7 separate regions of the Homo sapiens genome follow, and all the other regions are linked to region 5. Evidence: chromatin contacts called from ENCODE Hi-C or POLR2A ChIA-PET data. All regions are on one chromosome and are shown on one strand. The core of a region is the stretch at or near the end of the contact, and the rest is flanking DNA. Distances in the headings are between cores, read along the strand shown.

Region 1 (3,230 bases), core at 606-3,105, 510 kb before region 5:
TTTTTCATTATTGAAAACAGACAAATTAAGGGAGAGAATCAAGCACCTATCCTGTCTTCCCCATTAGAAACAGCTCTGAATAACATAACGGTCAATCAGGGAAAGTTTCTCTTTATAGAAGTTATTATTCTGGCTAATAAATGAAGAAGTAACATAGACTAACACCATTTAAAAAATCCCTAATGAATTAACAGAGAACCATATTAATTAATGCCACAAGGATACAATTGACAAAATCCAAACTGTGGGAAACCTTGGCTTATTCAACAGATAAATTGAAAGGACTACATAACAAGAGGTGGAAATAGAACTTATTAATTAATAAAGACTTAGGAACATATCCACTAGTCACAAGATTTCCAGTGATCTCACAAATATAATTTTTAAAGTTTGGTTTATTTGAATCCCGTTTCAAAGAAACTGAACTTTAAAAATTGTATTTATGAGACCACTGGAAATTTGAATACCGAGTTCTCTAATCAGCAGAAACAGATCTAATCAGCAGAAATGGATACTGAAGATTATTCTGAAAATACAGCCCATAAGGAGTTTGCAGAAATCCTTGGGAGGGTAATAGACTTCCCATGATCTATGGGAGGGCTATTGCAGTTCCAAAAGCTTATGTCTAGGTCCTTCCACCCCATAAGCCCTAATACATGCATTAATCACCCTTTTTCACCCTAAGTGACCAAATAACTGATCTGAGGAAGCACCCAGGAGGCTTGGGATATACTCCTGATTGTCATTAGTTACCACATGACTTACGACCGGCACTCAATTTATTTGGTCCTCAGTTACCACATTGGTACAATGAGAATAGCTTCAGGTTCTAAACATGACAATGATTCTATTCTAACTCGTGGTGTTGTGAATTGGTGCAAGGGGTGGGTAACCAGCAGCGAGCAGACTGAAACTCACAAATAGGTCCGCAGGTGATGTGTCCTTTCTTGTGTTGGCATCCCCAGAGAGGCGGACTATGGCCAGAGCAGCGACAAACACACTGAGGGGCCTTGCGGCAAGGGAGACATCCCACTTCCTGTTGTTTTCCATCGTTATAGGAGTGGGGTCTGTCTCTGAATTACAGCCTCTTGGTGTGAGAGCAGTCTGAGAAAATCAATATTTTGGGCTCAGCTACTAAGCTGCCTGAGCTTAGGTTCTAGCTGTTTAGGGGATTGCTAGGAAATGCCAGAGGCTCAGCACCTGGAGGCTTTAGGGGTCCTAAACCTGTGGGAAGTTAGTTTGAGACAGCCACTCCCACTGGAGAAAGGAATGTCCCTGGTCCTATGAGAACTTGTAGCCTCTCCTAGGAGAGGTGGGGCTTTCAGGCTACCTTGGTTGCCAGGCAACCCAGAGAAAGCTCTCAGGCCAGGGTAATTTACATACTCATTCTGCTTGTCTCCACAATTAGGTATCTATGTGGGTAATTTACTTAAACAAAGTTTGACATTTATTCATATTGTTACCAAGCAAAAGGCCTTGCTGCCTGAAGTGCTAGAAACCAATACTATGACACTGGGGTTTTGAGAAAATAAAAGCTTTTTATTGTAGGTCGACCAACAAGGGGACAGAAGTTCAGCTCAAATCTGTCTCCTTGTGCTGACTTTAAGGCAGTATTTTTATTAGAAAAGGGTTAGGGGTGGATTCTGAGATTAACTGGTGATTGGTGGAAGGAAAGGGGAGATCCAGAAAATCCTTGGCACACACAGTTATCTCTGCACGCTTCCTCATGGGTCACATGTTGCAAATTTGGGGGAAGTTAGTGTGAAACATGCAGTGGAAATTTGGGTTGTGACATCAGCAAGCTCGTTCTGCACTGACTCCATTTGGCCATATTGGTTCCAACTGATTTCAGCTAGGTTTGTTATGTTGCAAGCAGAGGGAGTTTCCGCATTTCAGCAAGTTTTTTCTTTTCTTATCTAGTCACTGGTTTCTTTAACTGTTTGGGTCACAGTTTCAATAATACAAAATGTCTTGAGTTTCTAGCATGAGAGAGGAACAAGAGACACAGCAATGAAGAGGCCAGATGGCTCATGGAATTTTCATTCTAGACTATGACATCTCCAAAGTGTCTATAATTTTCTATTCATTTCCCTATGTTTGCTGTAATGCTTTGCCCTAAAGATACAAAAGGGTATGGATTCTTCACTGCATTTTCTCTTATCTCTATCTCTCTGTAACATTTCTTCTTCTGTAAAGGGAACAGATTGGAATTGACAGACTCTAAGGATCTTTTCAGGGCAGAAGTCTTGTTATATGAACGTTACGGTAATTAAAAAGACACCTGGGAAAGAGTCATATGAAAACTGAACTCAGAAGGAGAGCCCTAGGTGGAGGACAATGGGGAACTGGAATTTCTTTGCCCTGATTTCAGAAGCTTCCAGTTGTTTCTGAGATAGCTCTTGAAAAATTGCTGTTAACCTGGTACTCTCTAGTCATAAACATGCTCAGACTTAGGAAGTAGAGTCACAGATGAGGTTCCACAAAATTATAGCGATGCGGGATAGGATACAGGCATGTCAAGACAATGTGACTTTGAAAAGATGATAAGGCCTTTAAGGCCTGGAAGCACCTGATGTGACCAGATCAGAAGGTAATCTTTGGAAATTGAATCCTATCTTATATATCTGTGTTTCTCCCCCATTGATTTTCCTTGAGAATTAATTAAATTCTGAGAGTGCTCTCAGCCTATCACAGCTATGCTAAAGGGAGCCAATGATATTATTCCTACTCAGATTAACTGGGGCATACAATTTTATATTTTGAGGTAAAAGCAAGGCTCTCCACCCCACAGCATCCCAAAGTGCCATGGTCAGCCTCTGCACTCCTGTTAGAGTTTACTCTATACTCTCCAGACCAGGAGCCCCCAACCCCAGGGCCACAGACTGGTACTGGTCTGTGGCCTGTTAGGAACTGGGCCACACAGCAGGAGGTGAGTGACAGGTGAGTGAGAGAAGCTTCATCTGTATTTACAGCTGCTCCTCATAGCTTGCATTACCACCTGAGCCCTGACTCCTGTCAGATCAGCAGGCAGCATTAGATTCTCATAGGAGTGCAAACCCTATTGTGAACTGTGTATGCGAGGGATCTCGGTTGCATGCTCCTCATGAGAGTCTAATGCCTGATGATCTGTCACTGTCTCCCATCACCCCGACATGGGACCACCTAGTTGCAGGAAAACAAGCTCAGGGCTCCCACTGATTCTACATTATGTCAGATTGTATAATTGTTTC
Region 2 (3,388 bases), core at 272-2,771, 280 kb before region 5:
TATGTGAGGACACTTCCGATTTTCCCATTCAAACTACTCCCCCATCCCCATCCCATAGCTACTGAAGCAGTACAGGAGTGGTTCAAAAACATTGGTACCTAGATTTGAATTTTATCTCCACACTTAGGCAACTTGCCTAACCTCTCCAAGTCTTAGTTTCATCATCTGTCTTGAGGGGTTGTAATAATATCCACAATACTGAGTCATGATGAACATAAAATGAGATAACCCCTATAAAGTGCTTAGCACAGTGCCCAGCACTAAGAAAGAACTCAACAATGTTAGCTATTATTATATGGCCATGCTTATTATGCAAAACAGTGATTCACATTCGAACTTCTGCTATCTTAATAGGGAAAAAATTTTCATTTTTATTTCAATTCTTTCTAAATCCTTTAACCCTTTCCTGCCCCATAGCTACATATAATCCAACTGGTAGGCACCAACTCCTAGGCCAGTTAGTGAAAGATGCTCATGGAGGGAAAAGGGCTTCAGTTCTTTTGAGTTTCTTTGCCTAATTATAAGATTTTCCTATCAGCCAGGATGAGCTCATTCGTGCCAAGTATCCCCTTATGCATGGTGAAGCTGAGAGGAAAGACACATGCCTGAATTCAAACTGCAATGAGAAAAAGAGATGGACATCAGGCAGAATCGGGGAAACAAGGTGCCAAGTACAGGAAGCATGCTTTTTGGATAAGAATTTACATTTGCCAAATTTGTTCTGCCCTCAAGTTCCATCTTCTGCTCTTAAATTAAAATGTCCTTCTTTTCACTCTCAATCAAAATGGGTGGGACTGAGTAAGTTTGAACTCCCACAAGAGACAAGTGACAGGAAAGATGAATTCTTGACCAATTGGACTAATTCTGTTACTTACACCTTTTCCCCTGGGGCGTGGAGGGAAAATGCTAACAGTCTTCTCAGAGCTTCATTCTGTGTGGCTTCCCTGATGCTGTGTGTTTGTACTCATCACGGTGGGGCATATACTTTCTTCCCTGCTGAAATTCCAGCTTTCATTTTTCTTTAGCAAGCAACACTTAGTTTGCTGCAGCCTGCTGATTACAAGGGTGCACAGACCCAGATGAATCATAGAAGCAGGCAGATGGCACAAATACAAATCCTCTGCATTGTGTCTTACACCCACACTAACCTTCTCATGTGGCCTCTCTTCCCAGCATCCCTTTCCTTCATTACCTCATCCATACCCAAAGGACAATTAGTGCATTCAGGCACTAGAGACAGCTAACTGTACAAGGGAGAGTACAGCAAACAACCTCCTGGTTCTTGGAATCTAGACACAAGACAAAGGCAAAAGAATTAAAAACAGTAATCGTATCTGTGGCAAGTGCTGCAGGGTGCCATCCAGATCTCTCATCAGGTCCTAAGTATTCATCCCCCAGCTGCCAGGGGTGTTGACTTCTGGTGGCTTAGCTGAGTTCCTTTTTAAGTTATGTCCATGGGCTAAGGGGGCCACGTTTCCCAGTGACACCTCCCTCCCAAAGACAGACAGTATCCAATCCAGTACCTGGTCAATGTGTATGTGTTGGGTGGGTTTGGTGGGGTGGGGTGGGGGCAGTCAAAGTTGATCTTTCTGCTTAATTTCAGAGCAACTCTGAACGGCCATCCCAGGTCCAAAGCTCCCCGTAAGATTGGCAGGGGCTTTTATTTGGACTGCATTGACGTTTGACTTCTCCTTCTGACCTGTCCTTCTCCTATCACCCACCAAAAGAATTTTCTGTGTACAAATCTCCATCTCAGAACCTATTTGCCATTGAACCTGACCTAAAACAGTAACTCTGACAAATGAATGCATCAAGGTTTGAGGAAACTAGTATTCCAGAAACGTCCACCAAGACTTGAAGCACTCCTTAAGATTCATGGAAAGTTAGGGGGTAGTCTGTGGTGTTACAGAGCCAGCCAAATTGGCCCCACAGTTAGATGGATGCACAAGTTAGGCTCTGGGGAATGACAGGACCTGGGACTGAAGCCAAGATGCCTTGGGCTCTGTCCCAGCATTTCTTCTGTGTGCCCTTACACAGGGTTTTTAGAGCAGTGCTTCTCAAATGAGCAGTGTTGGAGGACCATTTTCACTTTCAATATATCACAAACCAATTTCTTGTCAAGTACACTAAAATAAACTACAACTCCACACTCCCTAAGTGTGGCCTACACATAGTAACTGCCTTCAAAAGAGCATAGTATGAAAGTAGGGGCAGGGAAGAAGATAACTTTACAGTAAAGAAAACTGGCAAAGACTGCCTCTGCCAGACGACCAAGGTCAACATCAACAACAGTGATAAGTCCTGTGCAAAGTATGTAGCCTTGATATGATGTGGTGAAAATGGCACTTCAGCTCTTTGGTCTTCCTCCCCCAAACCCATAAGCCCAGTTTAATCATGAGAAAGGCAAATCCCAATTGAAGGACATCCTACAAAACACCTGCCCGATAATTTTCAAATCTTTCAAAGTCATGGAAACCAAGAAAAGTCTGAGAAATTGTCACAATCAAGAAGAGACATGATGATTAGTGGTAATACGGTATCGCTGGATAGGATTCTGAAAGAGAAAAAGGACATTAGGTTAAAAACTAAGAATATCTGAATAAAGTATGAATTTCAATGAATCATAACGTATCAGTATTGGTTCACTAATTGTAGCTAATGTAATATATTAATTTTACTGTCTTACACTATCTATAAGATACTGCAGAGTATGCGCGAACTCTCTGTACTATCTTCTGAATGTTTCTGTAAATCTAAAACTGTTCCCAAAATAAAGTTTATTATAGAAAATAAAACAAATGACAACACACCTGGTCTTTTAAAGACATATGAAATATAGGCCTAGATGACTTAAAATTTCTCTGTCAAATTACCATAAAAGTTTTTAAAAACTTACTGTCACTTTCTATATTCCAACCACCAGGAGTAAGTGGTTCTCAGACTGGCTTCGGTCTGTTGACTATCTTTGAGGAACTCTCAATTTGACTCTAGGGTTCAGTTTCCTCATCAGTAAAATGGGAGCATAGGGCTATAGGATCATATTCCCCTCTGGATAGCCTCTGGATAGCCTCTGAAGTGCTGTGCTAAGTGATCGATCACCGTCTGCCAAAACAGCAGGTGCTCAGAACCAGATGACTAGAATCAAGCCCCCTTCCATGACGATGACATGAGGTCCTCACTATCCAGCATTGTGAACAGCTGTCCTCTCCCTAAACCTCTTGAACTCCAGTAATACAAAGGCTACTATCTCTGGCCTTTTCTTTTTTTTTTTTTTCCAATACAGAACTAGAAAAGAGGGAAAACATAAAAATAATGCTATGTGTTCAGGCTGTCACAGATGGTCCCCAAACCAGGGTGCTGAGTGTTCTTTTTCTGTCTCTCACTTGGA
Region 3 (3,409 bases), core at 533-3,032, 480 kb after region 5:
CTCTGCACCCCAAAAACTGCGACTCCTAGTGCTTAGCACGTAACGTTGTGAGGACGAGCATGTAGTAAACACTCAATATAACTGTTCTTGTCTATTCCAGCTCACACATTTAGTGGCTTTGCATCTGTCCATGGTACAGGCCCTGAATATAGGACAGTCTCAGAACTGTAAAACATGCCAGGGCGCTCAGGACTAGAGCAGAACAACTGGCCGAAACCTGCGGCTCCTGAGCTGGGCACATCACAGAGAATAAAATATAAAAATGTAAAAGCTGTGCATCCAGAAGCTTCGTCAATCAGACAGCCTGAGACTGGATTTGCGTTCCTTTCACTCTGGAATGACTTGGTGGTGTTAAGTGTGTGATGCCTTGGCCTTAGCAACCCTGTGTTTTCTTTCTTTCTTTCTTTCTTTCTCTCTTTTTTGAGATGGAATCTCCCTGTGTCACCCAGGCTGGAGTACAGTGGCACAACCTCGGCTCACTGCAATCCCCACCTCCCGGGTTCAAGTGATTCTCCTGCCTCAGCCTCCCGAGTAGCTGGGATTATAGGTGCACGCCATGATGCCTGGCTAATTTTTGTATTTTTAGTAGAGATGGGGTTTCACCATGTTGGCCAGGCTGGTCTTGGACTCCCGATCTCAGGTGATCCACCCATCTCAGCCTCCCAAAGTGCTGGGATTACAGGCGTGAGCCACCATACCCGGCCCCCTGGCTTCCTTTCTAAGGATACATTCTGCCTGTGCTTCAGAGAAGAGGGGTTTTCATCAGCTCCTGGATGGAATGGTGTCGGCACCAGGGAACCCCCACTAGAGACCTGGAGAAATCAGGGAAATGAAATGACTGAGTCCTCTGTAGCAGGTGAGTGGGGACAGGCTGTGATTGTAAGTTGTCAGCTCCTGCATTTGCCCCAAACAAGCTGGGCCAGAACCCCCGGGGTTCACCTTCCCACAGCAGCTGCCTCTACCATTTCCAGAGCCTGACCAAGGAATGCGACTCAGGGTGCTGGGCTGATGGAGAAGGGCTGCTGTAGGTTTGATCTTGGCTTTGCGTGGGCCTGTCAGCATGCTACAGGTCTGGGGGCCACTGAGTCCCACCCCTGCTGGGTGCCTCTGTACCTTATAACTGGGCCTCTGCCTACATTTCTGTCTTGTTAACACTTCAGTTTTTCATGAGAGCAGAGCCTGTCTCAAACCTCAGTTCATTTGCCTGTTGGCCCCAAAACCCTAATTAGCCCTAGCCAGTGGAAAGGGGTTGGCAGTGATGGTAAAGATGTGAAGATACAAGGAACCAGGTGCTTTTCCTGTTAGTGCCGGCCCTGACTGACGCCGACCCCTACTCTGGAAAGGGTTGTCAGTAGTTCTCTAGTCCAGTGTTAAGTTCTGCATAGAAAGGGTTCCATGGTCATGATCAAACACTCTGTCACCATCTCCCCCACATGCCATGCCTTAGAGATTGGATATTCCCATAATCATATGAAGGGTTTTGAGATGTCCTGCATTGGAGAAACTTGTTTAGTGTCATTGAATCCAGCATTTCTCAAGCATGTTGGACCAAGGAACCCTCTTTTCAGGTCAGTTCTTTACATCCTTCAGAAGTAGTGTTTCACAGAACCTACCTTGAAAACAAGGCCCAAACCAGGCCACAGCCACCTCGTGACAGCTATCAGCTGCTTTGACTTGTGGCTGCACTCCACCCTAGATGGCATCTCCTTAGATGCTGAACCCTGCTGAAATAGAACCTGAGGTCATTGCATCACGAGCCAGCACAGCCTGGCCCATCTTCCTAGCCCTAATCCCACTCAGCCTTGGCTTCCTTCCACTAGCCACCAGTTTGCCTAGGACAGCAGAAGAGAGGATTCCCCTGTGTGTTCACATCTGCCACACCACCCTCACTATTCCCACCCAGATGATACCTAAAATGTGCAGCTTGCCTTGGGGCTGGGAGCCCATTGGACAGAGATTTTCTTGCTTCTCACCTTTGAAAACAAGAATTTAATTCTTATCCCTATACTCCACTCACACACATATTTCCCTTCTTCCCTCCTCCCAATATAAATATTTAGTTAAATGAGTATTTAGTATTTACATTATCGTGACTATGGAAAAATTATCCACAAGTGAGTCATTTAGGATACTATGATTACATTTCTTTTCAGGGCAACATTTTGTTTTCCCAAGAGCTGATCATTGTCTTTTTTTTTTTTCTGTTTGCTTAGTTTTCTGCATACTTATCAATAATTCAATCCCACACTCTGCCAAAACGGAAAACTTCCCCGATATAATCAAATAGATAGGTAAACTGTTGGTGGTGATTGGTTGGTTAGCTGGTTGGTTTGCAACATCCTTCCTCTAGGAACAATTAGTCCCCTTGCTCCCATCTATACTGGTTGTTCTGGAAGCCTCTGCTTAGCCACAGTTCTGGAAATACCTTTGCTTCCCTCTAGTGTTGAATTCCACGTTGCCTAGATGCCATGTCTGCATCTTGGTTCATTCTTTTAAGGGAGCAAAACTATAGTCGCTTCCTAACAGAAAGTGAATGAGCCCTTGCATGTCTGAGAAATGTCATTATGCTATGCTCACAATTGATTTATAGTTTAGGTATAAAATTCTAGGTTGGAAATAATTCCTCTTCTGAATTTTTACTTTCTATTTTTAAATAATTTTGGACTTACAGAAAAGCTGCAAAGACACTGCAGAGTTCTATGTAATGTCTTTATGCAGCTCACATAGCCATAGTACAATGATCAAAACTAAGAAAATAACTTTGGTACGCTACTACTTACTAAACTACAGACTTCAGATATAACCAATGTTTCCAATGTCGTTTGATTTTTCCATGATCCAATCTGAGATTCCACTTTGCTTTGGTTGCTAAGTCTTCTCAGTCTCTTCCTGTCCTAGGCAGTCTTTCTTTGTCTTTCATGACTTTGACAGTTTTGAAAAAGACTGGTCAGTTATTTTTTTGGAATGTCCCTCAATTTGGATTTGTTTGATGTTTTCCTCATGATTAGACAGTTATGGGTTTGGGGCAAGAATACCATGGAGGTAACGTGCCCTTCTCAGTACATCGTGTTGGGTGCTTGATGTTGATCAGACTTATTACTGGTGATGCTAACCTTGATCATGTGGTGAAAGTGGTTTCTGCTAGTTTCTCCATCATAAAGTTTTTTCCTTTTGCAGATAATAAATATATTAGTGGACATACTTTGAGACTATGTAAATATCCTGTTAATCCTCAAACTTTTACCAACTAATTATAGCATTCATTGATGAATCTTGCCTGCAACAATTATTACTGTAGTGTTCTAATAGTGATTTTCTTTTTTCCTCATTTCTTTTACATTTATTAATTGGAATTCTCTTGTAGGGTAGAGCTATTTCTTCTCCATTTATTTAGTCATTCAATTATTTA
Region 4 (3,469 bases), core at 619-3,118, 290 kb before region 5:
GCATTACTCAGATCCTGCTACCAGAGAGGGAATGGCAAGAAGTCAAGGTCAGTTAAATACGGATGAAAACAATAATAATCTTGAAAACACCTGCACCTGTGAAGAAAGACCCATAGTTGGGAAGCCTCTCACTGTCTAAATGTTTCATCATTTGTCATTTAAAATGCTTGCCATGGTCTTATTTTTAAGCACATAGTATCTTTGTGTTAGAGACCAAATTTTAAATAATCATCCTCTAATTAGAGCAACCCCCAATCAAAAATGAGTCACTGACCTTTTCCTCAGTGTTTTATTTCAGTAAGCCAGAATAAACACATGAAATTGTTACTATGGAGACCAAAGGTACTAAAGGGACCCAGCCTCTCATTAAAAAATTGACACACCAGCAGGAAAAAAAAATGATGGATGTTGTAGTTATTTTAGGGAAAAACGTGTCCCAAATGTTGAGGTTAAATCAGCCACCCCTTTTCCTCCAGGGGAAAAAAAAAGTTTCCAATGCAAATGGTTTGAATTAATGCCACGGATATTTATAACAACAGTCTGGTTAGGGAATTTATTTGCTATTCATCAAGCCAATATCCCTGAGGATTAAAAGAGCCCAAAGAAAATATTTTTAAAATAATAAATGAAATGTCTTTTGGGTTGGGAAGCCACTATATTCATATTCAGCACCACGACTGCTGGGCTGCGTCCTCAAAGCCCAAGGCCTCTGGGACTGGACAATTCCACAGTGCCTTTGGAAGAGATGAACAGAACACATGTGTCCCAGCTGACTTGCTGGTAGGAGAGCTGAGTTTTCTTAAATTGACACCCTCAAGTAGTAAATAAGAAAAAAGAAACCAAGAGTGGCCCAATATGCAGATCTAAAAGTGGAAAAGGCATTGACTGTTTCTTTTTTAAACAACTTCGTTGGTTGGGTTCTGGAGAGAAAAGGTGGAGAGGGAAGAGGTGTAACTCTTCTAACATATCATTGGAAAATGCCATCCTCACTTTTTAAAAATAGCACTGCATGATGAAATATTGTTTTGGTGACGTGATGCCTAAAGAAGCACTGCTCATCATCATGGTGACTGTGATGGAGGCCTGGGTGAGCAGTGGTGTAGACAGTTGCACAGAGGAGCCCAAATGTTGCTCGAGACCCAAGAAAGCCCTGTGGGGTGAGGACAGCACCAGGCTCACCTGCCCACCTGGTCTCCATCCAGGAGTCCAGAGACCCAGGACCAAACTGATCCTGTCTTTATGTTCAATGTGGAGATCTTGTTCAGGTGTGGATATTTTTGGTATTTGTTTTGATTTTTAAAAAATGTACTTTAAGTGTTTAATATTTACCTATTTGTAAATGTTGCATTAAAATATTACTTATCCCTTAGCCCAGCAGGTGGTGCACACCTGTGGTCCCAGATACTTGAGAGGCTGAGGTAGGAGGATCATTTGAGCCCAGGAGTTTGAGGCTGCAGTGAGCTATGATTGTGCCACTGCACTCTAGCCTGGGTGACAAAGACCCTGACTCAAAAATGTATAAATAAGTAAATAAAATATTATTTATATTGATTACTGCATATTTAGTGTCCCCTGAAATGCAATGCCCAGGACAAGTACCTCACTTGTCTCACCCCACTGCCTCACCCTCCAATGTGGGAGTCTTTTGGGGTGGTTCAGAAGAAAAGCACTCTCTTTGTAAGACAGGCAGTAGGAGAACGCTCCTCAGGGAGAGGCGGGTACCCAGATCCCCCCTCAAGGCAACAGCTTCTACTTAGAGGAGTTCTCTTCCCTCAGCAAACCATTCCAAGCAGAATCTGCAAGACACAATCAAACTGAAAGCAAGACTGGACTTCTGGCTTTGGATCCCTGGTTTCAGACCCTGTCTGACATTGCATCGGGCGGACATCCAAGCTTCAGTTTCCTTCTGTGTTAAATGAGGATAAGAAGAAATCCACCTCCTGGGCTCACTGTGAGGGTTCAACGGGGTAATCGTGTCAGTAGCTGAGAAGCATGAATATTTGATCTATGTCAGCCATTATTACTGTTTTCCAAATCTTGGTTCCTCCACTAGTGACTTTACCTCTTGGAATTTTAATCTCCTTTTCTGTAAAATGGAGAAATAATAGGACTATCTCTTAAGGTTGCTGTAAAGATTAAATGAGTTACTGTACATGAAGTACCTAAAACAATGTGTACATGTGCTGTTAACTGTTACTATTACAACAATCACTACAACTACTACTGTTGTTCATACTATTAATAGCTTATTCTCCCTCCTCCTCCTCCTGCTGTAACTACTACTGCCACTGTGGCTGCTATTGTTGCCCTGGTAGTTAGGTAGTTAATACAATTGCAATGAGAGCTAAAAATGGCAACTCCCTCCCCTGTGTGAGAGATCCTTAGCCTATGTTTAAACATTCAATTTGGTTTGCTATATGCTATGCTTTTTAAAATGTTTTAAGCTATTCAAACATTTTTATTTTCTACATATAATGCCAAATAACCTGTTGAACTGATTGCCCATTTTTTTAGCTGAGTTGTTTGGATATGTTGTAGACAGAACCCGAGACAACAGAAGAGTTAGTGAACTTCAATTGTTTATAAAGGAGCGGCATAAAAATAATCTTTAAAGCTAAGGGAATGTTAATATTTAGATCCATCTAAGGGAAAATAATAACAGTTTGTGATTTCCTCCTGCCTCACTTCCAGGGCAAACATTTTTAAGGGAGGATTTGATTTTGTAACATAAATTGTTTTCTATATAACCCCAAAGACATGAGTGATTAATAGTGAGCTATAGAAAGAGATGCCCATAATTAGCAGCTTGGGTACAGTCAGATATAAACATATATTTTGTTTGTGAAACATGCATCTTGAAAAAAAAATACATCCTGCTAGATGTCACAAAAGGGTCAAGATGCTAAGAAAAAAAGTAAAGACAAAATTTTTAAAATAAAATCAAAATCAAATATGATAAGTACATGCATACCCAAACCACACTAAGCCTGAGACAAAATTTTATCCAGGTTTTTAATCATCATCATCATCATTGTTGTTGTTAATTATTACTTGTATCAATGTTGGTATAATATGGTGATTCTGATTTTTATTTTAATTACAAGGACCTTAACCAAACATGTATCTTGAATGCAGATAAATAAATGCTTTTCATATAATGGGTCATTAACATTTTAAGACTGTAAAATGCATATGGCTTATATCACTAATAATAGAATTATTATTAATTCTATTACAATTCACTAATATTCACTAAAATATTACTAATAATTCACTAATAATCACTAAGTCACTAATAACTGTTCACTAATAATTCAGTAACATATCACTAATTACATTATTAATATATCACTAATAGTTCTATTATATTAATATATTACTAATCTATTATATTATCACTAATAATTCTATTTCACTATAATTCTAATAATTCTAGTATTAGTGATATATTAGTGAATTAGCGAATTAT
Region 5 (3,313 bases), core at 552-3,051:
TCTTCATGCAAGGAAAAGTGGTTTGTAGATATTCAAAACAAAATTGGCGCAGAAACGAATTCGCCGTCTTAGGAGTGCTGTGGCAGGGCACAGCAGAAGCAGGAAGACGGGCGGCCAGGGCCTTTGCCTAAATTGGAAGGAAACCAGGAGCGAGCGCGCCAGCTCCCGCACCAGGCTCTGAGTACCGTTAGGTGTGAGGGGACCAAAGCGCCGTCCGGTTCGCTGGGGGGTCGACTAAGCTCCGCGTTTTGGAAGCCCAGCAAACACTGCACAGGTTCGCTTTACTTCCTCTCGCCTTCTTTAGAACGAGTGCACACATTGGCAGCTGACGATCCCACCACCTAGTCTCCCTCTTAAAAGAGGGCAGGCAAGCCTGGAAAGGTTTCCCAAATAGAGGCAAACTTATTGCTGTCTTGACTGGCCCAGCGAAAGCGCTCTCAGCACTGGCTGAGCCCAGTGCCCAGCCAGGAAGCTCGGCTCGGGTTGCGCGAGTCCTTGAAGAGTCCCCCACGGCCTGCAGTTGGCCCGAATGAGGGTCTGTGCGCGGGAACGGTTTCCCCAAACCCCTTAAGTAATAACATAACCCTTCCAGACTGTTCATCACACTGTTCAGCTGCCAGGAAAGGTGCGACGCGCTTCTTGCCCTCGTCCCAGCTCAGCTCTAGTTTCTTCCGCCAGTGAGCTGAGAAGCCAAATTATTTTATTCCCACCCTGTAAAGTTAAACTGCAATATACATAAATCACTCAGGGAAGCTGCTAAGATAAATAACACTCAAATGAGCTACTTGCACTTGGTATTGTTGTAAGGCCTTCCTCTGGTGTTTACCGCCCTCCTTGTTTACATGAAGCTCAGGAACAGCGGCTTTAGGCCGGTAGGGAGCTCAGTTTCATTTCAAGGGTATGGCAAGGCCTATCATTTCGTCATAAGGCTTTGAAGGAAAGTTCGTCTGTTTTTGTCTCACATCTAACTTCCAGTAACTTCTCAAAAACTATATTCTTCCAACTGTAGCTCCGGTCTGCAAACTCCCTTCTCCCTAGCTGTCCGGGAAGGGGGACTCGAGCTCGCGCAACGCCCCGCTGCACCTGCGGAGGAGGGAGAGCGTCTGGGTGCGCCATGGAACGCCCGCACCGCGCTTCCCGCGCTCCGCCCGCCTGCCCGCGAACGGCTGCGAGCCACCCCCGCATCCCTCACACCTCTGCCCTCCCCAGTCGTGCGCGGGAGAGGGGGCTAGCACCGCAATGCCTGGAAGAGCGGCCGCGCGAGGGGCCTGGGGACAGGACAGCCTCCCGGCTCCGAGGCGAGGCCCGAATGCGCGCACACTCGGCGAGCGGGGCGGCGACTGGGGAGCCGGAGACGAGAGAGGGCGGAAGTGCGGGACGCCCCGCAGCACTCCCACAGGTCGCGGAGCCCGAGATCCTCGTCGGGTGGCGAGGGCGTGGGTGCCCACGCTATGCGTGACGCCTGAGCCGCGGCCCGAGCCCACGAGCTGGGTGAGGCCGCTGCCGCCGCCGCCGCCACGAAGCCTGGCGGGCGGCGCGGAGCCCCGGGGAGCTGGTTTTCCCGGGCGGGCACGTGACGGGGTTGGCAGCGTTCGGGCCCCGGCTGGGAGGGGGAAGAAGCGGGGAGCAGAAGGCCGCGGGCGGGCGGCTGGCGCGCTGTGTACTTAGGTCGTGTGCTGGGGCTTTTCTCTCCCAGGAGCCGGCGGGGGGAGGGGAGGGGGAGGGGCCACCGCTCCGCCTTCTCCTTTTCGCAATGTTGACGCAATCTATAAATAGTGGAACAAAAGGACCAACTTCCTCGGAGCTTTGCTGAAACTGCACAAAAAATCGAGCCGGGGGGTTCCCTGGTCCCCGGCGATGGGGCGGGGAGCGCTGCGCCGGGGGAGGGGGCGGGCGCGGCGGCGCGGGCCCCGCCGAGGGGGGACACCTGGCTGAGGCACAGCTGCCGCCGTGCCTTTCCGCGCGAGCCCAGAGCTCCGATCCCTGCGCGGGCTCGAGAGCTCGCCCCGAACGGGGGTCTTCCTCCTCCGCCGTTGACAGGTCAGTCCGTACCGCCCCTTTCAACACTGTGGGCTTTCTTTTTCCTCCCCCGAGCCTCCACTTTTAGAAGGGAACTGAGAGGAAAAATAGAACGAGGCGCTGCAGCAACAGCCAGCAAATCTGCAACCCCAGCAGTCCACACGGCAGGGGTGGCCGAGGGGGCTCAAGGAGGCGGTCCCCGCCTGGCCCCTCGTCGTATGGCCGGTGCCTGCGCCGCAGCCAAAGACGGAGGACTGGCGTGCGCCACCCGGGCGGTAGGGAGAGCGGAGGCGCGGGCCGCCTTGCTGGGGTCGAGGAGGGGCTCCCGGCTGCTTCTCTCGCCCGTGGGCCGACCCCCGGAGGCTACGCGTCAGGGCCCGGAGGCCGCTGCATGCGCCTCGCTCCCTCCGAGCTCGGACCCGGCGCCTCAGCTTCGTCCTCTAACTGCTGTGGGAGGATGGAGCAGAGAAGCGCTGTCGCTGCACGCCGCCGTGCCCCCTGGCTCTGGTGCCCACGCAGCCAGCAAGCACTGAGCTGGGGGGCAGGGTGGAACCGGGGCACGCTCGCTTCTCGGAGCCTCGGACCTGAGCGCGAGCGCCCGCCGCGCCGCCGTGGCGGTTCCACAGGGCGCGGGGAGGGGGCGGAGCTGGCGCTGTTGACAGCGGTGCCGGAGCGGGGAGGGCGAAAGTTGGGGAGAGGGGGCGGGGGAGAGGTGGGAGTCGGGGCTGGGGGAGAGAGCGCGCGCGCGGGCTTCGGCGGGGAGAGGGGGGCCGGGTCATGTGATGTACAGACACCCCCGCTACAGGCTGGCTGCAGGGGTGACGTCACCACCCTTGACTGCAGGGGGTGGCACTTCCGCTCCCTCCCCAGCTGCTCCCCAGCCCCTGGCACCGCCGGCTGGAGCCCTTTCGCAGTTTGAGTGGGCAGAGGGAGAGAGGGGTTTTCCTTCTGGCCCCAGCCCGACTGCTTCTCCCGCCGCCCGGAGTCCCCGCCCTGGGACCGGAATGGGAGCCGCGGCCGCCCCCTCCCGACGCGTCCCATTGTGTGAGCGGGCGGCGCAGGGCGGAGGCTGGTGCCGGCCCCCCGCAACTCTGCGCTCCCGAGGGGGCGGGGGCGGACCCCGCGCAGTCAAGGCCAGGTCCAGCCGCCCGCCGGCTCCTCCTTCCCCAGAGCGCCGTCCGCGCGCGGGAAGTCCGACGCTGTCGACTCGGTCCGGACACCGCGGCCTCGCCCGCGTCCCTGGGGCGCCGGGTGGTGAGAGACCCGCTGGGCCGTGTGGGCCCGCAGTCCAGCC
Region 6 (3,295 bases), core at 388-2,887, 430 kb after region 5:
TCTATTTTGTTTCTGCAAATTGATTATTTTAGATATTTCCTGTAAGTGGAATCATAAGTATGTTTTTGTGACTGGCTTATTTCACCGACCTCATAGGGTTGTTGTGATGTTAAATAATGTAGGTTTGTTCCCGGACCAAACTGGGGGTTGGGCAGCCCAATAATGAGGTGCAGATGAACTGGGGAAGAAGAGTTTTTATTTCTGCAACCGGTTACAGGGAGAAGGTCTGGAAATTATTGCCAGACCAACTCATAATTACAAAGTTTTTCCAGAGCGTATATACCTTCTAAGCTATATGTCTACGTGTAAGAGTGCATTCATCTAAAGACGTAAGTGATTAACAACTTCTAATCCTGAAGACCTTCCTCTGGAGCCTCAGTAAATTTACTTAATCTAAATAGGTCTGGGTGCTGGGATGATTACCCTTATTTTGTCTCTTGCTAAATCATGGAGGCTTGTGGAATTCCTCCAGACTCCCAATAAACTTGTTTTTGGAGGCCTGGGGAGTTTCTTCAGACCCCCAATAAAACTTGTTTAATCCTAAACGGGTCCTGTTAAAAATTCCTTAGTTATCTTGTCATGCTTCAAGGCCCAAGAAAGGCCTAGGCAAAACTCTTGGTGGGCTTTTGTTACATTCCAGACTTTGGTATATGGGCACTGACTCTTTCAGCTTTTAATTTTTTTTTTGTTTTTTGAGACGGAGTCTCGCTCTGTTGCCCAGGCTGGAGTGCAGTGGCGCGATCTCGGCTCACTGCAAGCTCCGCCTCCCGGGTTCACGCCATTCTCCTGCCTCAGCCTCCGGAGTAGCTGGGACTACAGGCGCCCGTCACCACGCCCGGCTAATTTTTTGTATTTTTAGTAGAGACGTGGTTTCGCCGTGTTAGCCAGGATGGTCTCGATTTCCTGACCTCGTGATCCGCCCGCCTTGGCAAAAAGTGCTGGGATTACAGGCGTGAGCCACCGCGCCCGGCCTCAGCTTTTAATATTTAATTTAACCACTCAGTGCTGAAGCAGTTGTGATGGAGGCCTGCGATAGTGAAACCTGGCCTGCCACAGGTTAAACGCATCTATCGCCAAGCCAATAGGACTTACCGCTCCTCTCACCCACCCTTCTACTTTTCTGGATTTTTAAGAAATGGAAAGATTGTCAGAGTAGGCCATAAAGGCTTTAAGCCGGCTGGTGGCTGAAAACTCCCTTGGCCCCCAGCCTCCCTGGTAAGGCTTGCTGCAGCCTAATTAAAACCTTTTGCCCCTAAAATTCTGCCCCGGTCTACTGGCAAAATTTCCACTACCTAGGCTTCACTTTGTGGCTTAAAGTTTGAGCCTTGTTAAAAGCGAAACAACATCAAAAGGTGTGGCCCTATTACCAATCCTTTGGGCTCGGTTTGGGAACAGGTTTGGTCGAGGCGGTTGCGCAAGTTGGTGAGCACGTTCCTTCTACGGAACCTCCATGGGCGGCACCTGGCAAAACCACCGGACTCAGCAGGCTGGCCAGGGTGCGAGGCGGGCACGGAATCCTCGCTCTGGCCCCGACCCGGCCGGGGAGCCCCGTCCCTCCCCGGACCGCCTTGGCCAATCAGCTCCGCTCCTCCTTGGCCATCCGGCTCCGCCCCTTCCCGGCCAGCCCCGCCCCGTCGTTTCTCTCCCTGCTTTCCTCTGCCGCATGGTCCTGGGCCGTTGGCGTCGGAAGCCTGAAGCATGGGCGCTGAGTGGGAGCTGGGGGCCGAGGCTGGCGGTTCGCTGCTGCTGTGCGCCGCGCTGCTGGCGGCGGGCTGCGCCCTGGGCCTGCGCCTGGGCCGCGGGCAGGGGGCGGCGGACCGCGGGGCGCTCATCTGGCTCTGCTACGACGCGCTGGTGCACTTCGCGCTGGTAAGTGCCATCGCCTAGACCCTGCACTCCCCATCCCAGAGAGTGGGAGCGGGGGCGGCAAGGCGGGGTGAGGGGGTCCTGCGGCTTTTTGCAGCGAGCTGGCCGCCCCTCCCCCTGCTGCAGGAAGTCTGTTAGCTGAGAGGCGCCTGGAGGCCGCGGCGGCCGGAGTTCTGATTCCCAGGTCTGTGAACAGAGCGCAGCTTACCTTGTGCTGCCGATTCCTCCACCAAACTTTAAAAAAATTCTGTACGTGCTATGTTAGTTTAGAAGATACCTCAGCTTCCTCGGCTTTGTAACCTGCACGTAACTGTTGAACTGGACATAATTGAGAGTAGAATTGAGGTCATTTTTAAATGCCCCAGAGGGGGCAAGGAGAGATGCTTGCTCCGGAGGCAGCAAGGCTATTGTCGCAAAACCCGAAGCCTTTGCCAAGACAAACGAAACACCCGTGTCTAATGTGTGCCAGGCGCATTACTGAGTTTAAAATTTCAGATCTTTACAGCATCCATAAATTAGTTATTATTGTTCCCCATTTTACAGAGGTGAAGGTAGGCGCTGCAAAATTAGGTGACTTTCCAGTGCCACACAGCTGGCATGATTCTGAGGCAGTCTAGTCTGGCTCCCAAGTTTGCACTCTGTGTATCAGTCGAGGTCTTAGGAAATATGTGTCCTTAGAGATTCAACCCATTTTATAAAATAGCCAGGAAGGTTGTGTTTAAGGCATTTATATTGAAATGCCCCGCCCCCCACCACACACGCGCACGCACACACACACACACACTTTTAAGTTTTTTTTAAACTATGCCCAAGTATCAGTTTGTTTTTTTTTTTTTTTGTAAAGTTGACCTTGTTTAACTCTAGACACACCTGTGGCTAATGTGAAGCCAAAGTCAGTAGTATTGAGAAAGCAAGCCGAGTTTTGGGTAATCATCGAGTTCTGTAAATGTTTACGGGTTGGCTTTGTGCCCATGACTGATGTTGCTGGAATTCTTTTTATTCTGATAATCAACATGTAGAGATAAGGGACAGTGAATGTTTCTCTCAACTCCTTTATTTATAGAATTCTTTTTTTTTTTTTTTGTCTTTTTTTTTGTTGTTGTTCTTGAGACAGAGTCTAACACTGTTGCCCAGGCTGGAGTGTAGTGGCACTATCTCGGCTCACTGCAACCTCCGCCCCTTGGGTTAAAGCTATTCTCCTGCCTCAGCCTCCCGAGTAGCTGGGATTACGGGCGCCCGTCACCACGCCCAGCTAATTTTTGTGTTTTTAGTAGAGATGAGGTTTCACTATGTTGGCCAGACTGGTCTCAAACCCCTAACATCAGATGATCTGCCCACCTTGGCCTCCCAAAGTGCTGGGATGACAGGCGTGAGCCACCGCCACCGCCACCAGCCGAGAATTGATTTTTAAGCTATCACTTGAACACAA
Region 7 (3,291 bases), core at 334-2,833, 400 kb before region 5:
CCTCTTTCTCCTCTGATACTTCTTTCCCCAGCTTTCTCCACATGATTTGGGCTGCTTTCCTAGTTCCCTTAAATACCGGTGTAAAGAAACCTGTCTGTGGTTTTATGTTACCCCATTGGAGTGTTGCATGTGAATATAGGGCATAAAAGGGGATAAATTGCCTAACTCAATCCACCCTCGAGGCCTGCCACATTAAAAAGATATACCACGGAACTTTCGTCTGCCCTGAAATGATTGGAAATACTGTGAGACTGCAGAGTTTAATGAAAACTCTGAGTCTCAACTTGAAGTAGATAGATAACTCTCTGATCTACTCTTGGGCCTATATATAACATTTTATATTTGTCAAGGCCGCTCAACATTCACGGTTAATAATTAGTCCTGGAAGAATATTTATAGCTTATGTTAATTCTTATCCCGGAGACATGCAAGGTTCAAAATAGGTGGGATAAAAGCACATTTGGGTAGGCTTAAATTCAAACCCACAGGCACTATGTACAGAAAAAGGCACTAGGTGTTTTTTAAATTGACTCAGAAAAAGTTAAAATGGAGAAACTTCTATCTGCTCACTTGGTCCTTCATGGGGAATTCTACCACTTCCCTTGGTCCAGCTCACTCAAGGCCAGTGCCATGACAACTCCTGGGTTGAGAATCACTGATTTAAATGGCATTTGACCACATCTGTCCCCACTTGTGGCTCTCTGCTCTGTAGATTTGCTGACTCACAGAGTCCACCGGCAGAGATGCTGACAGGCATGAACTGGTTGCATGACACTTGGAAGGCATAGCGGGACATCTGCCTCACCAGCTTCCTTCAGGTGTTCCACTGAGCCCCAGCATTCAAATTTCCATCTGTGGGAGAGGAAGGGAAGGGAAGGCTCTGGTCTGTGGTACCGTAGGATTCCAGTGATGCCTCTTAAGCATCCCCCACCATTCTCTGATCGTTTCCCACATGCAAAGTGCCAACCTGGTCGTGCAACAGTGTACACATGTGGTGAACACCAGGCGCCCTCCCATGAGACTTCTGCAGCATTCCAGCACTCCATCCTCCCCCAGCTTCCAGTTTAGGACAGGTCCAGGAGAGGAATGGTGAGGACAGAGTTAAACGCAACTTTTGCTTCATTGTGGGTTCCTTCTTCCTGTCCTCCCGGCCATCAGACCTCCTCCTATAAACAGATGTGTGCTCAGATTAACTACTTTTTGGAAAAAACAAGGAAATGATAATACTAGAAAAACTTTATTGAACTAATGTTTGTCTATGTACCAGGAACTGTGCTAAATACATCACATTTATCTCATTCAATTCTGACAAGAACCCTACACAGACAGGTGTTGCTGCTGTAGATGGGAAAACTGTGGCACAGAGGTGAAAAAGTCTTACCTATACAGATACATTGCATCAAAATTCAAGCCGAGGTTCTGACCCCAAAGCCTGTGCTCCAAACTAGAGTCCTCCTGTGCACATTTCACGTCTGGAATTATTATAAAGCATTTTGCAATGACTAAAATAGGCACATGAATGAAGACGTATCCAGGTCTGCCTGAGAGGAGACTCGAAGCCAAAGCCCAGCTCAGCAAGGCCAGAGAATTTCAGTGTATCCCCGCGGGGCGCTGGAACTTCGTCTGGGTGCATTTGTTTTTATAAGCCTGGGTACTGCAGAGTCATTTAAAAACATGTGCTTGCCAGGGCAGAACATCATCTGATGGCAGCAACCACCTGGTGCTGGCCACGACTGAGGAGGGAACACATCAGGTGAGTGTGGGCCAACCCTTCCTGCACAGAACAGGAGGGCGGGGAGGGGGGGGGATGCTTGATTTTTAGTGGGAAGGATGAGGAAAGCAGTTCTGAAATGTTTTTCACAGAAATAGAAACTAGTGAAATAGAAGCTGGCATTTGACTACTTTAGAAAAAAGAGAGGAGGGTAATAGGGAGGAAAGTGATTGGCTGCTGCTGTCAAACTCAGGAACTTTTAAAATTTTGTTTGTTCCCCCAAAGAAGTGCATGCCCAAACCACCAAGAGAGGGTAAGTGATGACAAGCAGATCTGCAAGGCGGGGCCCCAGTCACAGTAGCAAGCACCCTATCTCACAACAGCCCTGCAACCGGCAAAGTTGCAGCTTCTGCTACAGTGCGCATGTGTGCGGGTCCCCTTCTCCCCTCTTCCCTCTCCCCTCTCCCCTCTCAGCCCATCCTCCTCAGCCCAGATCCCTCCCTGTACCAAGACCATTCCAGCTGCACGCAATAATCAGGCAAGCAACTTCTAACCCAGCCTAGGGGACTCAGACGAGATAATGCTTAATTTTTCTGCAACGCCTTCTTAAGACTCCAGGGATCTGTACCCCAGGATGGAGAATGCTTTCCCAGAAGCACAGCCTGTTTCTCCAGCCTGAGAGTGTGTGCTGCAGAGCTGGGACCCCACCCTGTATCTAAAGTAATTGCTGTATCTAATGGTGTGGTGCTGCTGACTTCCTTACCAGCTGTAGCTTTCTGTTGCCCGACCCTGTTATTGCTGGCTCCTGCTTTATTTTAGGGATGTTAACCTGCTCGTATGTGTCTGCTAGTACCTTGCTGGTAAACTCCATCTTAAAAGCTCTTCAGAGAAGGGCTTTGTGAGTTTTCCTTTTACAGGCCTTTATTGCATTTTTTTTCTCCAGGTTCCTCTCTCTTCCTCCTCTCACTCCTTTCTGCCTGATTAGAGCAGAGGATGTTAGCTTTTCTTAGGGACACCTTACAGCCAGCCAGTCACATTATATGAGAATATGTTGTTCTAAGAGCCTGCCCCTAGGTCACAGATTCAGACCTGTGGAAATGGCCTAGGCTATTCTGAAATGCTCTGATGGGGTTCCAGCATTCAGCCTCCAGCTAAGCTCCATCCTTGTGAGCTATAAGTTGGAATGAGTAAGTAGGTCAAACATCTAATCCTCCCTGTGCCAGCATCCCACCTGAAGGGCATGGCAGAGAAAGGGGAGCATGGGGACCCAACTCATTCACTATCAACAGGTCTTGTTCATTTCTTTTCTCTAGGAAAAAGCAACACTTCTCTCCATCGGGAAGAGGTGGACGCCAAGGCCCCGTTCATTGTAAGCACACCTTCTCCTCTTCACAGAGTACTGTCATTGCTCCCCTATCTGTGCTATGGACCTACACAGTTTAACAGAAGCCCACCAGGGGCTTAGGTGTTCTTTCATCTAAGTAGTTCCAATATCCTCAACCACTACAGTAAGATGTCTACATGGCAAATAAATTCAGGCATAAAATACAGCGTGGGCAGCATATGTGGGTGCTCTCCAG

What was found. A loop is a pair of places that touch in the nucleus more often than their neighbours do. ChIA-PET counts read pairs that join two places held with the same protein, here RNA polymerase II (POLR2A). Pooled maps may share reads with other maps.
Region 1: a map of B cell shows a loop between it and region 5 (3-fold over the local background). The contact joins the enhancer-like site here to the promoter of DLEU2 in region 5. A Hi-C loop is called at or near these places in 2 of 168 maps with a recorded cell type or tissue (B cell and CD14-positive monocyte) and 2 of 50 pooled maps. POLR2A ChIA-PET finds 5 or more read pairs at or near these places in 4 of 52 experiments (B cell, HCT116, WTC11 and 1 more).
Region 2: a map of dorsolateral prefrontal cortex shows a loop between it and region 5 (3-fold over the local background). The contact joins the enhancer-like site here to the promoter of DLEU2 in region 5. A Hi-C loop is called at or near these places in 5 of 168 maps with a recorded cell type or tissue (IMR-90, dorsolateral prefrontal cortex, posterior cingulate gyrus and 1 more) and 5 of 50 pooled maps. POLR2A ChIA-PET finds 5 or more read pairs at or near these places in 3 of 52 experiments (MCF 10A, OCI-LY7 and Panc1).
Region 3: a loop to region 5 is called in a map of gastrocnemius medialis, with 28 times the contacts of the local background. The contact joins the enhancer-like site here to the promoter of DLEU2 in region 5. A Hi-C loop is called at or near these places in 3 of 168 maps with a recorded cell type or tissue (IMR-90, gastrocnemius medialis and psoas muscle) and 6 of 50 pooled maps. POLR2A ChIA-PET finds 5 or more read pairs at or near these places in 2 of 52 experiments (A549 and HCT116).
Region 4: a map of gastrocnemius medialis shows a loop between it and region 5 (14-fold over the local background). The contact joins the enhancer-like site here to the promoter of DLEU2 in region 5. A Hi-C loop is called at or near these places in 4 of 168 maps with a recorded cell type or tissue (IMR-90, ascending aorta, gastrocnemius medialis and 1 more) and 9 of 50 pooled maps. POLR2A ChIA-PET finds 5 or more read pairs at or near these places in 3 of 52 experiments (MCF 10A, Panc1 and activated CD4-positive, alpha-beta T cell).
Region 6: a map of sigmoid colon shows a loop between it and region 5 (4-fold over the local background). The contact joins the promoter of EBPL here to the promoter of DLEU2 in region 5. A Hi-C loop is called at or near these places in 2 of 168 maps with a recorded cell type or tissue (CD4-positive, alpha-beta T cell and sigmoid colon) and 14 of 50 pooled maps. POLR2A ChIA-PET finds 5 or more read pairs at or near these places in 3 of 52 experiments (CD4-positive, alpha-beta T cell, GM10248 and WTC11).
Region 7: a map of IMR-90 shows a loop between it and region 5 (10-fold over the local background). The contact joins the promoter of DLEU1-AS1 here to the promoter of DLEU2 in region 5. A Hi-C loop is called at or near these places in 24 of 168 maps with a recorded cell type or tissue (B cell, Caco-2, HCT116 and 18 more), 12 of 37 single-sample maps with no recorded cell type and 31 of 50 pooled maps. POLR2A ChIA-PET finds 5 or more read pairs at or near these places in 14 of 52 experiments (AG04450, B cell, CD4-positive, alpha-beta T cell and 11 more).

The regions. Positions count from the first base shown.
Region 1 is chr13:50,634,281-50,637,510 of GRCh38, reverse strand. No RefSeq gene overlaps it. Among named protein-coding and RNA genes, the nearest start is that of DLEU1-AS1, 110 kb to the right of the region's middle. RefSeq lists enhancers at 1,144-1,438, 1,835-2,034 and a silencer at 1,144-1,438. Within about 2 kb of position 1,855, at least 4 of the 41 ENCODE cell types and tissues checked have a DNase peak (open chromatin) inside an H3K27ac peak, as active enhancers do; they include B cell and CD14-positive monocyte, where a contact is called at or near this core.
Region 2 is chr13:50,399,127-50,402,514 of GRCh38, reverse strand. The region is part of intron 3 of DLEU1 (deleted in lymphocytic leukemia 1); the gene reads right to left. Among named protein-coding and RNA genes, the nearest start is that of DLEU1-AS1, 130 kb to the left of the region's middle. Within about 2 kb of position 1,521, at least 5 of the 41 ENCODE cell types and tissues checked have a DNase peak (open chromatin) inside an H3K27ac peak, as active enhancers do; they include dorsolateral prefrontal cortex, where a contact is called at or near this core.
Region 3 is chr13:49,648,469-49,651,877 of GRCh38, reverse strand. No RefSeq gene overlaps it. Among named protein-coding and RNA genes, the nearest start is that of ARL11, 22 kb to the right of the region's middle. Within about 2 kb of position 1,782, at least 3 of the 41 ENCODE cell types and tissues checked have a DNase peak (open chromatin) inside an H3K27ac peak, as active enhancers do; they include IMR-90, gastrocnemius medialis and psoas muscle, where a contact is called at or near this core.
Region 4 is chr13:50,418,509-50,421,977 of GRCh38, reverse strand. The region is part of intron 3 of DLEU1 (deleted in lymphocytic leukemia 1); the gene reads right to left. Among named protein-coding and RNA genes, the nearest start is that of DLEU1-AS1, 110 kb to the left of the region's middle. Within about 2 kb of position 1,868, at least 7 of the 41 ENCODE cell types and tissues checked have a DNase peak (open chromatin) inside an H3K27ac peak, as active enhancers do; they include ascending aorta, gastrocnemius medialis and psoas muscle, where a contact is called at or near this core.
Region 5 is chr13:50,124,029-50,127,341 of GRCh38, reverse strand. DLEU2 (deleted in lymphocytic leukemia 2) reads left to right here and starts at 1,801. Exons shown (of 14, transcript NR_152566.1): 1 at 1,801-2,040. All of the region lies in intron 2 of DLEU1 (deleted in lymphocytic leukemia 1), which reads right to left. RefSeq lists silencers at 1,349-1,678, 1,709-1,918, 2,239-2,748, 2,829-3,313 and an enhancer at 970-1,680.
Region 6 is chr13:49,689,828-49,693,122 of GRCh38, reverse strand. It overlaps EBPL (EBP like), which reads left to right and starts at 1,637. Exons shown (of 4, transcript NM_032565.5): 1 at 1,637-1,869. The coding sequence starts at 1,699. RefSeq lists silencers at 1,512-1,711, 1,742-1,881 and an enhancer at 1,345-2,342.
Region 7 is chr13:50,525,741-50,529,031 of GRCh38, reverse strand. DLEU1-AS1 (DLEU1 antisense RNA 1) reads left to right here and starts at 1,583. Exons shown (of 3, transcript NR_125753.1): 1 at 1,583-1,753; 2 at 3,025-3,080. DLEU1 (deleted in lymphocytic leukemia 1) reads right to left here. Exons shown (of 7, transcript NR_109974.1): 6 at 968-1,166; 7 at 389-852. RefSeq lists enhancers at 1-60, 1-200.